Linked DNA regions of Homo sapiens: region 2 is linked to region 1. The links are chromatin contacts, found by Hi-C or POLR2A ChIA-PET in ENCODE. All regions are on one chromosome and are shown on one strand. The core of a region is the stretch at or near the end of the contact, and the rest is flanking DNA. Distances in the headings are between cores, read along the strand shown.

Evidence for each region. A loop is a pair of places that touch in the nucleus more often than their neighbours do. ChIA-PET counts read pairs that join two places held with the same protein, here RNA polymerase II (POLR2A). Pooled maps may share reads with other maps.
Region 2: a loop to region 1 is called in a map with no recorded cell type, with 7 times the contacts of the local background. The contact joins two enhancer-like sites. A Hi-C loop is called at or near these places in 1 of 168 maps with a recorded cell type or tissue (B cell), 13 of 37 single-sample maps with no recorded cell type and 4 of 50 pooled maps. POLR2A ChIA-PET finds 5 or more read pairs at or near these places in 2 of 52 experiments (OCI-LY7 and activated CD4-positive, alpha-beta T cell).

What each region holds. Positions count from the first base shown.
Region 1 is chr6:88,612,939-88,619,382 of GRCh38, forward strand. RNGTT (RNA guanylyltransferase and 5'-phosphatase) reads right to left here. Exons shown (of 16, transcript NM_003800.5): 15 at 1,334-1,457. Among named protein-coding and RNA genes, the nearest start is that of RNGTT, 350 kb to the right of the region's middle. Within about 2 kb of position 3,198, at least 3 of the 41 ENCODE cell types and tissues checked have a DNase peak (open chromatin) inside an H3K27ac peak, as active enhancers do; they include B cell and OCI-LY7, where a contact is called at or near this core.
Region 2 is chr6:88,758,936-88,765,651 of GRCh38, forward strand. The region is part of intron 13 of RNGTT (RNA guanylyltransferase and 5'-phosphatase); the gene reads right to left. Among named protein-coding and RNA genes, the nearest start is that of RNGTT, 200 kb to the right of the region's middle. Within about 2 kb of position 2,921, at least 3 of the 41 ENCODE cell types and tissues checked have a DNase peak (open chromatin) inside an H3K27ac peak, as active enhancers do; they include B cell and OCI-LY7, where a contact is called at or near this core.

The DNA.
Region 1 (6,444 bases), core at 1,948-4,447:
CACAGGCTTATGAGAAAGGTTTTCATCCCAATATACTAAATACTTTCCATTTTACCCATTTGAGTGATGTGCTTCACATTGAACTATCTCCTCCCTACCCTACACCCAAAATATGTGCTTGTCTAATGGCTACTCTTTACTGCAGTATTAATTTTAAACCAAAACTTTAAATGTTTGGGCTATAAGCATGTCTTCCCCACGGTTTTCTATCCCTCCCAAACCAGTTTTTATGGGATTTTAATCTAACACAACACATTGCACCATAGTCTGTATTCAACTAAAACTTCTACAGAAAACGTGCACTATAGTCCTTCAATCTTTCTCTCAGAAAGAAGTCTACTCTACGAAACATAAAACATGGCACCAGCCACCATTCCTGTTGAATAGGTGGTTTCATTGTAGCTAGCAGACCATATTATCTTCTCTTATCAAAATTTAGTGCCAGTCCTTTTCATTTTATTTACCTATTTGGTCTTAGAAGAAAAGACATTGGCTTAATCATCCTGACTTTTGAAATTAACTCATCTTGTCTGAACATGGATGCTAGTTCCAATGAGAACTCCTAAATGTACAACAGTAACTTTTAAACTGCAAAGCTGAAATTGGCAATTTCAATATTTTCTCATTAGCTTATCATATCATCATCATCATCCTCCTCATCAACTGCACATTCTAAAAGTAAAGTTTGATTAACCTGTTATCTTGGTTTTTACCTTTTTTCAACTCCACTAAAAATGCAATCCAGAACAACAACTGCTACTGGTAGTGGTATACCTTATAAACTTCAATTAATTTGTGTTGTTCCCCATGAAAGAAACTTACTATTCTGAATTCCCAAAGCATTCATATTGTACCCAAAGAACACTCTGAAGAATAGCATAGCAGATTTTGTCTTTTTAAATGGTTTTCGTTTACTTTGTTCTCCATTGTTTATAAAGCTATTTTAAGAGCTGGAAATTACATTTTCCCCTGATAATTTTGTCTTTTACCATCTGGCAAACAATGGTTTTTATAGTTTTGAATAGATCTGAAATTATCATGGTTTCTGTTGTTGTTGTTGTTCAATAAATTCAACTTGTATACAGCCCAGTATCCTGCCCTTTAAACTTCTCTTTTGGGTGCATGGGCACAAGATCACCAGTTTAGAGAGTAGAACCTACAAGCCAACTGGAGCCAAACAGAATACAGACTTGACGTATCTTTCCCATCAAACAAGGATGAAGTCCAAATGACTATGCCCCATTAAGCAAAACAACAAAGGCAGCACACTTTGGGTCTAACACCTTAATTTTTGTTTTAAATATAATAAGCACTGGTAAGTTGTCATACTCACCCATGGCAGTGTTGTAGGCATTAGGAAAACTTTTGTCTGTTCTCTGTCTCATGAAGACCCAGCTGTTGTTCTCAAATTTGCATTCTATAATTTTGTTGTCATACTGTTTCAGCTCTTTTGTCACCTGTTTTGAAAGAGAATTGAGGAAAATATTTAAATAACTTGAAAGGCTTTTTGCTTCTACTATGTGACAGGCACATTAGGAAATGATAAAAATACCTCAGTAACTCTTCATGCAGAGAGCTCTTTGTCATCTGAAGTATCTAATCAAGCTTAAGGTATGGTGTGCACTCCCTTGTACACATGCTCACTTATCCGACATTTTATAAATAATTGTGAAAATGGCTGTCAATATATAGCAATTAAAAGAAGCTAGGCAGAAACCAGCCATGCTGGGCCAAATGCAAATATGTTACCATGGGGACCAATACCTTCAATATTGTCTGTGTCTCTACGGCTTTCAGAAATTGAGTATACTGCCTAGGTTTCATCAACTTTCAGAAAGGTCTAACCATCTAAATTCCTATGTTAAAATCTAAGAAATGCCGTGTACTAGTTAAATGAAAAAGTTACATATCAATAGTGAATACTAGGATCAAATTCAGGCAATGTACATCCTAAATATTTTGCTTTCCAAGCAGTGACAATTAACCAACAATCTAATCTTCAGGAAACTTAGCCTTTCCATCCCCAAACTAGTACAAATTTACAGATGAAGCTATTTGTGACATTAGTTGATGGGTTTTTTGGCTTCTTCACCTCAGATGACTGAATATGGATACTCTATCAAAGCTAACAAGTATCCATGGTAACTACGAACCTTTTAAAAGATATTTCACTGGGCTGTGAGAATGGTTTTCATAAATAGGAACCTAAGCTTATCTTTGTAGTTTTCAAATCAAATGCCAGTCATGGTAATATTTTAATTCTGTCCTCATCTTTCATGGCTAACAACTTTTCCTCACAATATGGTAGACTGCAATCATTTAACTTCATTAGCATTATCTGAAACATTCTCATTTTTCTACCCACATATTCACTACCACCTAGGAATATGACGAGAAGTAAGTTTTTAAAAGATGCTTTCAATTCGCAGATTAGGCAGCACATGTCTTCATAAAAACTTTCAAACTATATTCCTTTCCCTTTACATTTGATTGTACCATCTGCATTTTCAACAAATCCAACAGGTGCAATACACTCAGTGGTTTTGGAACTAGACATGCCCAAAAAAGTGATATTCCAAGTAGCAAACTTGCCAAATTTATCCTCAAATATTCATTATTTTAGTCTCAATTCTCTTGCCTTGCTTTCTAGGGACCCATTCTTTTATTTTGGAAACACTGTGTATATGCAAGTATTGGACAACTCATTCAGTTAGGTAAACACAGTTTTGCTATACCACATGTAAGGTCTAACAGAAATAAGTTTCTAAACCTTTCAGTGTCTATTTCCTAATTTCTAAAATGGGGAACAAGTTCCTAATTTACTGGGTCACTGAAAGAATAATAATTGAAAGTGCCTGGGACATAGAACAATCAGTAAAATTGTTAACCAAATATAAAATTAGGCAATGAAACATTGCTTTTTAAAATCTGTGGTAAAAAAACATTGAATTTTCCATCTTAACCATTTTTAAGTGTACAGTTCAGCAATGCTAAGTGTATGTCTAGAACTTTTCCATCTTGCAACACTGAAATGCTATACTCCCTAAACACTAATTGCCCCCCTTCCCCTCTACCCAGACCTTGATAACTGCCTTTCTACTTTCTGTTTCTATGATTTTGACTACTTTAGATACTTCATACGAGTATTAACAGAATCACACACTATTTGTCCTTTTGTGATTGGCTTGTTTCACTTAGCATAATGTCCTTGAGGTTTATTCATGTTGTAGCATGTGACAGAAATTCTTTCTTTTTAAAGGTAGAATAATATTCCACTGTATGTATACACCACATTTTCTTTAGCCATTCATCTGTCAATGGACACGTGGGCTGCTTCTACCTCTTGGCTATTTTGGATAATGTTGCAAAGAACGTGGGTGTGAAAATATCTCTTTGAGATCCGGTTTTAAATTATTTTGGCTATACACCCAGAGGCAGTATCACTGGATCATAATTTTATTTTTAATCTTTTGAGGACCCCTTTGTTTTCCATAATGGCTGCATCAATTTACATTCTCACTAACAGTATGCAAGGGTTCCAATGTCACATCCTTAACACCTGTTAGTTTTTGTTCCTTTTTTTTTTAAAAAAAATTGACGCCCATTGTTTACTGTGCTCTAATTTAAACTTTTTGTTCTTTCATAGTGGCCATCCTGATGGTGTCAGGTGCTATCTCATTGTGGTCTTGATTTGCATTTCACTAATGACTGAGAATCTTTCCATGTGCTTATTGGCTGTATACTTTCTTCAGTATACTTTCTTCAGTATACAAGAAACTTTGTCAATTTTTTTAATTGGGTTGTTTATTGTTGTTGAGATGTAGGAGTTCCTTATATATTCTGGACATTAACTTCTTATCAGATGTACAATTTGCAATTATTTTCTCCCATTCTGTAGGCTGCCTTTTCACACTGCTGATTGATTCCTTTGATGTACATAAGTTTTTAACTTTGATGTAGTCCTCTTTGTCTATTTTTTATTTTGTTGCCTATGATTTTGGTGTTGCACACAAGAAATCATTGCCTAATCCAATGTCCTAAAGATTTGTCCTGGCCGGGCACAGTGGCTCACGCCTGTAATCCCAGCACTTTGGGAGGCCGAGGTGGGCAGATCATGAGGTCAGATCGAGACCATCCTGGCTAACACAGTGAAACCCTGTCTCTACTAAAAATACAAAAAGATTAGCCGGGCGTGGTGGCAGGTGCCTGCAGTCCCAGCTACTCGGGAGGCTGAGGCAGGATAATGGCATGAACCTGGGAGGCGGAGCTTGCAGTGAGCTGAGATCGTGCCACTGCACTCCAGCCTGGGCAAGAGAGGGAGACTCCATCTCCAAAAAAAAGATTTCTCCTATGTTATCTTTTACAAGTTTAATAGTTTAAGGTCTTATGTTTTGGTCTTTATTTTTGTGTTAATTTTTGTATATGGTGTAAGGTAGGGGTTCAACTTCATTCTTTTGCATGTGGATATTGCTTTCCCAACACTGTTAGTTGAAGATATTGATTGTCCCTTCCCATTGTGTAGTATTGGCGCCCTTGTGGCAAATCATTTGGCCATATATGCAATGATTTATTTCTGGGCTCTCTATTCTGCTCCATTGATTTGTATCTCTATCTTTATGCCAGTAATTAAGTATGCCATCTAAATTAGATGCTTTGAAGTATGTTTTGAAATCAGGAAGTGTGAGGCCTCCAACTTTGTTCTTTCTCAAGATTGTTTTGGCCTTTTGGGGTCTATTGAGATTCTGTATGAATTTTAAGATAGTTTTTTAATTTCTGCAAAAAATACTATTGGGATTTTGATAGGGGTGGAATGCATTTTAGTAGTATAGATGTTTTAACAATATTAAGTCTTCCAATCCACAAGCACCAATGTCTTTCTATTTATTTGTATCTTCTTTGATTTCTTTCAGCAAGAAACACTGCTTAATTAAAAAAAAAAAACCTTAGAAGTAAATTTACTAAAGGAACCATGATGACATAGGAAGGCTGACTTTGAAAACAGCTGTCAAGAAAATTTTATCATATGTACTTTACAAGAATGGCTTGCTAGTCAACAATGTGTAGTCTGCACTTTTGCTGACTAGCAACTGTGGTCTTTATCATATAGCTTATCATTCTTGTGTTCTCAGTTTCAGAATTGCTATAAATTATGTTACTCAATCTGACTGTAACAATTAAGCAGTACTATTAACTATCTGTGTATCTCCTTGGCCACTAAAAATCTGGTAAACAGAGCTTTCCAGAAAATGCACGTACCTGCCACTACTAACCTAAACGTATTTCCGTATTTAAGAACAATACATCATTCTTCATTGATCACACCAGTTATAGTCCCAAGATAGATGCACTACAAGTTACTCATTTGGTTAGGTGGTAAAATATATTTAACTAATAAAAATAATATCTCCCACATGTATACAAACTAAAAACAGTTTCCAATAATGGTCGGATCAAAAGAATGACCGGTATAAGGGAGAGGAGTTTAATTTTAGATCTAATTTGTTACTATGACAATAATCATCCTCAGCCAATTACATATTATTATTTACTAAAACAGGACCCCATCAGGTCTTCTAATCAACTGTTATCCTAGTTTGAGTTAATGAGACCTTGAAAGTAAAAAGAATAAAATATTTATAAAACAAGATTTCACATCTGTACCCCAAATTACATTGAACTGATGAGGTTTTACTGTTTCTGAAAAAAACAGAGCAACACACCATATATTTTATGTTGAAAAAAATTTGTTGCCTGTATCCATCTGATTGCATACCACACTTTTATACTATTTGAATCTATAAATAATCTGGGGTTAAGAAACTATCAGATGAAAACGGATCTAGTACTTCTCAAGATTTTAAATTAGCAGCTCAAAGAAAAGTTTCACTTATTAATTTTGGCATTCATCTGTAACTCTTGCCTGAGCAATTATTCCTGCGGTGTTCTAATGGGATTTTTCTGTATCCTCCATTCCTTCTACATCTATTATCTAGAGTTCTTCCATAAGAAAGATTTGTCCCTTCTCCCCTATTTATTCATTTAATTGCTTATCTGTATTGGTATGGACTCATGGATATTTATTTTATTATTTGGTTTATAATAAAATACTCGTCACTTATTTCATTGCTCAAATTGTTCTAGTTTTGGCCACTGAAAACTCTCAGGTTGGCTTCCATGTCTTTTTATCTTGCTTCCACCTTTTCTCCATGGGGCTCCCTACCACAGATTTTTCTTTTTTTTTTTCTGAGACAAAGTCTCAGTCTGTCACCCAGGTTGGAGTGCAGTGGTGCGGTCACAGCTCACTGCAGCCTCAACTTCCTTGGCTCAAGTCATCCTCCCGCCTCAGCCTCCCAAGCAGTTGAGACCACAGTTGTGCACTACCACACCTGGCTAATATTGCAATTTTTTTTGTAGAGATGGGGTATCCCCATGTTGTTCAGGATG
Region 2 (6,716 bases), core at 1,671-4,170, 150 kb after region 1:
TGTTACATATGTATACATGTGCCATGTTGGTGTGCTTCACCCATTAACTCCATTGATTATTCTCACTAGAGCTGATCTTTACTATGGTGGTGGCAAAATAATTTTCCAAATCCAGGACTCAGAACATTTACCAATCAGCATTCTGCTAAAAGCTAAACCATCTCTTCTGCTCATTTATTACCAGTATGGCAGTATGGACTCATAGATTCCTATTTTTAGCAAAGTTCATAATTCATTACTGTCCTTCTGGTGTCCACACTATATCCCAGATCTGGCCAGTGGGAGCACCTTCAAGTTGGCTCCTGCATCCTTTCGACATACATTGTTTTTGTTGGGTTGGGGATGTACTTTCTTACTTTCTGGCATAAGAAGGTATTCTATGCCTATCCTGCATCCTCCCTACCCGGCTCTAGAATAAGACATTTCTCTGAAGATCTCTGGTTCTTTTTGGTGAGGAATGGTGTTAGACACCAAAATCTTCGTGCTGGATATGCTTATTATTACCAGGGTGCCTCTGCTTATAGGTCCTGTCAGTGGACAGAGCTAGGAAATGAGTTTATGTGTATCACATATTACATACACAAACACAATCATGTATATGTATTCATATACATGCACATACATGTGAACATATATATTCAAATATTTTAAAAATTCTAATCCATCTCACAGAGTTCTTCACTGCCTTCCTCCATTTCATATTTGTATCTTTCTCCTTCCTCACTGAGAACCCTGACTCCCAACATCAGTACCCATTTGCTCAATCCTACAACACTTCTAAAGTAGTTTGGCGTTTCACAACCATAATTACAGCAAAAAACAAACCTAATAAAAAAGGAGTTCAAGATTTGTTTGCAGTTCTTCCCATCTCATCTCTCATGAGGGTCTGCATTCAAATCCTATGTTCCTAAGTTACTTCATTTTCCCCCCCACCAACTTCAATGTGATTCAAAGTAGGAATTTAACTAATATTTAATCTATATAATATCCACCAGGTAACAAGCTTTTTATAACATAAAAGGTAACTTAGAGAAATTGCAATTAATGAAAATATATATTAATTGAGAAAAATCACATAAGCGAAAGGTACTAATGTAAAGAATAGTGTTAAAATGAATATGAAAATTAAATTCCAAAGAATCAAATTATAAAACAAAGGTGATATATACTTCTATTTAGTAAATTAACAAGTAAAAATAAGTAATTTGACTCCAGTGAGGTCATAAGTAGATGTTTTAAAGCCACATGCTCCTTTTCTCCTACTAGTTACTTGTAGACACTTTGATTATGATGTTGGTTTTTGGTAAGCGGCCTGGGAAAGATTTTCTGCTGAATGCAGGAAGGATGAAATAACAGAGGAAACAAGAGTTACTAATACCCAAGAGATAACCAGGCAAAGGAACTGAAAAGAGTTCAGTCACAGCTCCTCCTTGCCTCTCCTAGGCACACTGGAAGTAAAACATAATCAAGAATGTTAACAGTAGTAACCATTCAAAGACTGAAAGCCAACGAAGCATTTGTCTTAAAATATGTTTGGGTGATGAGAATATTTTCAAATAAGAAAGCAGTTACTATGGGTCATTTGCTAAATAATAAAAATAGCTATATTATACATAAAAAAATACAACCAGCTACATACCAAATAGCTTAGTCATTAAGCATACTATAATAATAGTGATTACATTAGTGTTTTATGTCTATTTCTTTAAAATAATTTTTAAATAAAATATAAATGAAAGAATTAAACATTTCATTTTGTGAAAGAGGCAGAGGGTAGAAAACAGAAAAATGCTGCTCAGCAAAGTAGTAAGACTTTTTCCCCCATACTTAATCCTTCCTTATATAAGAACAGTTCTTCAACATTCAGAAAAATATTTTACCACCACAATTTCCTTCTCAAAAAGAGTAACACTAATTCAAATAAGCATGAGAAAACGATTTTTTTTTTTTTTTCCCAGAGATGAGATCTTGCTGTATTGCACAGGCTGGATTCAAACTCCTAGGGCTCAAGCAATCCTCCTGCCTCAGCTTCCAAACCCAGCTCATTCTATTTTTTTTTTTAATGAATTGAAGCAAAAGAAATACACACACACACACACACACACACACACACACACATACACTCTAGTCAGCAGAGTAAAAAGACTTTTCCGATAGGAAGTAAAGGAGACCATGCAGTCAATTCTATATATTCCATTCTGCTTGCTAGGAAGCTAGCATTTCTCAGTTTTAAATGTGCAGACCTTACCTGGTTAACAAACCAGAACCTTCTGGCCAGGCATGTTGGCTCACACCTGTAATCCCAGCACTTTGGGAGGCCGAGGCACGTGGATCACTTGAGGTCAGGAGTTTGCGACCAGCCTGGCCAACACTGTGAAACCCCACCCCTATTAAAATTATAAAAAATCAGCCCAGCATGGTGGCAGGCACCTGTAATCCCAGCTACTCTGGAGGCTGAAGCAGGAGAATCGCTTGAACCCGGGAGGTGGACGGTACAGTGAGCTGAGATTGCACCACTGCACTCCAGCCTGGGCAACAGAGTAAGTCTCTATCTCAAAACAAACAAACAACAACAAAAATACCTAAGCCTCCCAATACAAGTGGGAGGCCAGATCCCCTTAAAGAAGGTATTGCAATACTACTACAACCATGTACAGTACTGTAAATCCACAGTTGGCAAACTATAGTCTACAGGCCACATCTGGCCTCACACCTGTTTTTGTAAATAAAGTTTCACTGTGACACAGTCATGCTCACTCATACACATATTGTCTAGCTTTGATTTAGCACCACAATGGTAGACTTGAGTAGTTGAGATACATAGGCAACAAACCCTAAAATATTGACTATCTGGCCTTTCATAGAAAAAAAGTGCTGACCCTTGCTGTAAATCTTCCAACAGTTTTTCAAAGGATGAGCAGCATTTGCTAAAGTGATTGTTCTGGTAATCCCCGATGGGTAATCCCCTAGTGGTCGTGTCTGTTTAAAGTAAGTGTCTGGTAACCCCCTAGTGGTACGGATGTTCTTTCTTTCAAAAGAAAAATCTAATAAAAAAATTATAATCCAAAAGAAAGAACACCCAGACCACTAGGGGATTACCAGACACTTACTTTAAACAGACACGAATTGCCAGGAACCCAAAATGCCACTGCAGTCCGTAAGTTAAATGGAGAGCTTAGGGTAATCAGGTGATAAATGGATTACTGGCTCAAGTTTAAATCTAAGTGTGACGGTATGTCCACAAATACAACCTGCGGTTATTTTCCAGTTACTGGATGTATAACTGGAAGAGAAATACTTGGAAAACGAATTTCCACATTGGCTGTCTGACCCACGGAATAAGGGTCATTATGCTAGGAAAGGCCAAATAAAAGCCCCTTCAACCAGCCTTCCCTACCAGGGAAATAAACCAAAAGCAGTAACATATCTCCAAGGGAAATACAAAAATTAGTACCACCATCAGAGATTTAGAATGATTTTTGATTATCATAAATTTAATCATGTTAAACCAAGTGCAGCTGCCATTTCAGATGTGCTGTCTTTAACGAAACCAATCAATGTAGCCTCTAAAATCTTATATACAAGTTGGCAAATACTTTTTTCTCTGTACCAATCTGTGGTACTATCAGAAGACATCTGCCTTTGCCTAGAATGACCAATAGTATATCTTGCAGCCACAGCATACTGCTTTTCTGCTCTCTGCCACAGTAGAATCTACAGAGACAGTGGTCTTTTTAAAAAATAGTAAATATATATTTAGTATTTATTATGTAACATGCAGTAGTTTAAAGGACTTACATGTATTATGTCATTAAAGTCCCACACGAGGTAGGCACTATTATCCACATAATGAAGTTACAGAAACACAAGCAACAGAGAGAGAACCTGAGTAAAGAGTGGCAGAGCTTGAATTGAAATCCAGCTGGCATAATATCCAGAGTCTCTTTGCTTAAGAGGATCCACTACAGTCGTCTAAATGAAAGGTATTTTCTTTTTCCTTTTTTTTAAGGAAGGGTCTCACTCTGTCACTCAGGCTGGAGTGCAGTGGCCCCACCACAGCTCACTGTAGCCCCAACCTCCCCAGGCTCAGGTGTTCCTCCCACCTTAGCCTCCAAGTAGCTGGGACTACAGGCATGTGCCATCATGGCCAGCTTTTTTTTTTTTTTTTTTTTTTTTTTGTATTTCTTGTTAGAAATGGGGTTTCACCAGGTTGCCCAGGCTGGTCTCAAACTCCTGGACTCAAGCACTATGCCCACCTCAGACATCTCAAAGTGCTGGGACTACAGGAGTGAGGCACTGTGCCTGGTGGAAGAGTTATTTTGTTTGCGTATTTATCCATGTGTCAGTTGATAAATATTTGGGGTTGTTTCCACCCTTTGGCTATTATGAATAATGCTGATAAGAAGATTTACGTACAAGTTTTGTGTGGGCATATGTTTTCATTTCTCTTGGGTATATACTTGAGAGTGGAATTGCTGAGTCACATGGTAAGTCTATCTTAAACATTTTGAGGAACTATGTAACTGTTTGCCACACTGGCTGCACCAACTTACAATCTCAACATCCATGTGTAAGGACTCCAATTTCTGTCTCTCACTTGTTATCGTCTTTCTAATTTTTTTCAGAGACAGTGGTCACTCTGACACTACACAGAACAAATCACTGATCAACAATGCTGATGATTTTGTACTTATTAAGAGTGATAAAGAGGAAGTATAAAGTTCTTTAGACATCTTGCTAAGACACATGTAAGACAGAAGACATAAAACCCACAAAAATTAAGAGCCCATTGCCTAAGTAAGATTTCTAGGGGTCCAATGGTTGGAAGCCTATCAGGATAGCTTCTCCAAGGTGTCAGAGACAAGTTACTCTACTTGCACTATCAGTGGATACTAAAAAGGACGTTACAAAGATTAACAATCACTGTGGATTTTGAAGCAGTACTCCAACTCATTGACCAAGGAACCTGTTAGGCTACCATTTTTAAGTTGAAATCAGAACAAAAGATGGCTCTGCAGCAAGTTCATGCTATAGTATAAGCTGCTCTGCCACTTGGGCCTTATAACCCAGTATATCAATTGTCTGGAGCCTCTGAATCCTTCCTCCAAGATCTTGTGGCAAGAATGACAGCTGGGCAGCAACTGGCTTCTTATGAACCCTATAAGGCCTCCTCCAATCTTCTAAATTTTAATAATCTACCCTCATTTCTTCATTACCCCAGTTCGCTGCATGGTAGACGCTTCCTGCAGTGCTTGCTTCCTCTGCAAGACTTTTTCATCTCTTCAGTTCTTTCGTAACAGACAATTCTTCAACTAAATTCATTCTGTTAAAATATTTGCTGTGTTTCTGTTTTTAATTAAATCCAAACTGGTATGTCTATTAACATCACACAACTATGTGTGAATGTAAAATCAAACAACAAATGTAGATGCTAGGTCTGAGTTCAACCTCAAAGCTCTAGGAAATCTTGTATCTCAACAGACTAGACCAATTTCTAAAAGATACTATTAGAGATTTTTAGAATACTATTAGCAACTTTCCTGGAAACACATACAGGAAGACACATGTATACAACTATATTTTACAAAAGACTTTTACAGTGAAAAAGACATTGAATATTTCCAGTTTCTCACTATTGTAATGATGCTTCAATAAAATTATTATACACATACTTTTACATATTCTTATTTGTTTGTATATACATTCCATCACTGAATATTTCTGGAGTGCCTACTATAAACAAGTCACCATGCTATGTACTAAGAATACAACTATGTAGAAGACAAACAACATCTCTCCTTTCACAAAATTGGAGCATATTTTCTCAGGACATATACTACCTTAATGCCCATTGAAAGAGTTGTACCAACTTCTGTTCCTACCAAACAGTTTAGGAGAGTACCTATTTGCTCACATTCTAACCAAAAGGGACAATGTTATTATTTCCAATGTGATAGGTAAAAAATTACATTTTGGGCCAGGTGCGGTGGCTCACACCTGTAATCCCAGCACTTTGGGAGGCCAAGGCAGGTGGATCATCAGGTCAGGAGATCGAGACCATCCTGGCTAACACGGTGAAACCCCGTCTCTACTAAAAATACAAAAAATTAGCCGGGCATGGTGGCAGGCGCCTGTAGTCAAAGCTACTAGGGAGGCTGAGGCAGGAGAATGGCCTGAACCCAGGAGGCAGAGCTTGCAGTGAGCTGAGATCCCACCACTGCACTCCAGCCTGGGAGACAGAGTGAGACTCCATCTCAAAAAAAAAAAAAAAAAATTACATTTCATTCTTGTTTTAGAATGTATATTTTTTATTAGAAGGACAAAAATTTTTATATTTTCACAGCAAAGTGAGGCTTCTTCATTCAGGGCACTTTTTTTCCACTTGATAATACAGAGTTATGTTTTTAATCCATGACTTAACCATACATTCTGCTGAGGTTCAATTAATAATTATAACCATTTTTTAAAGCAAACATTTATTTATTGAGTTTTATGCTGAATTTACATGCATCATTTATTTAATCCCCACAAAACCTGATAAAGTAGTATTATTTTTTCATCTTAGCCCATTAGCTTGTAAATTCTATAAAGGCAGACTTATATTTACTTTGTTTACCCATGCAATTAAATATTGAGTATACATAAATCTTCAGCACAACAAATCTACAAAATAAACATTATTCCTGTGGACATTTTACAGATGAGGAAGGTTAGGT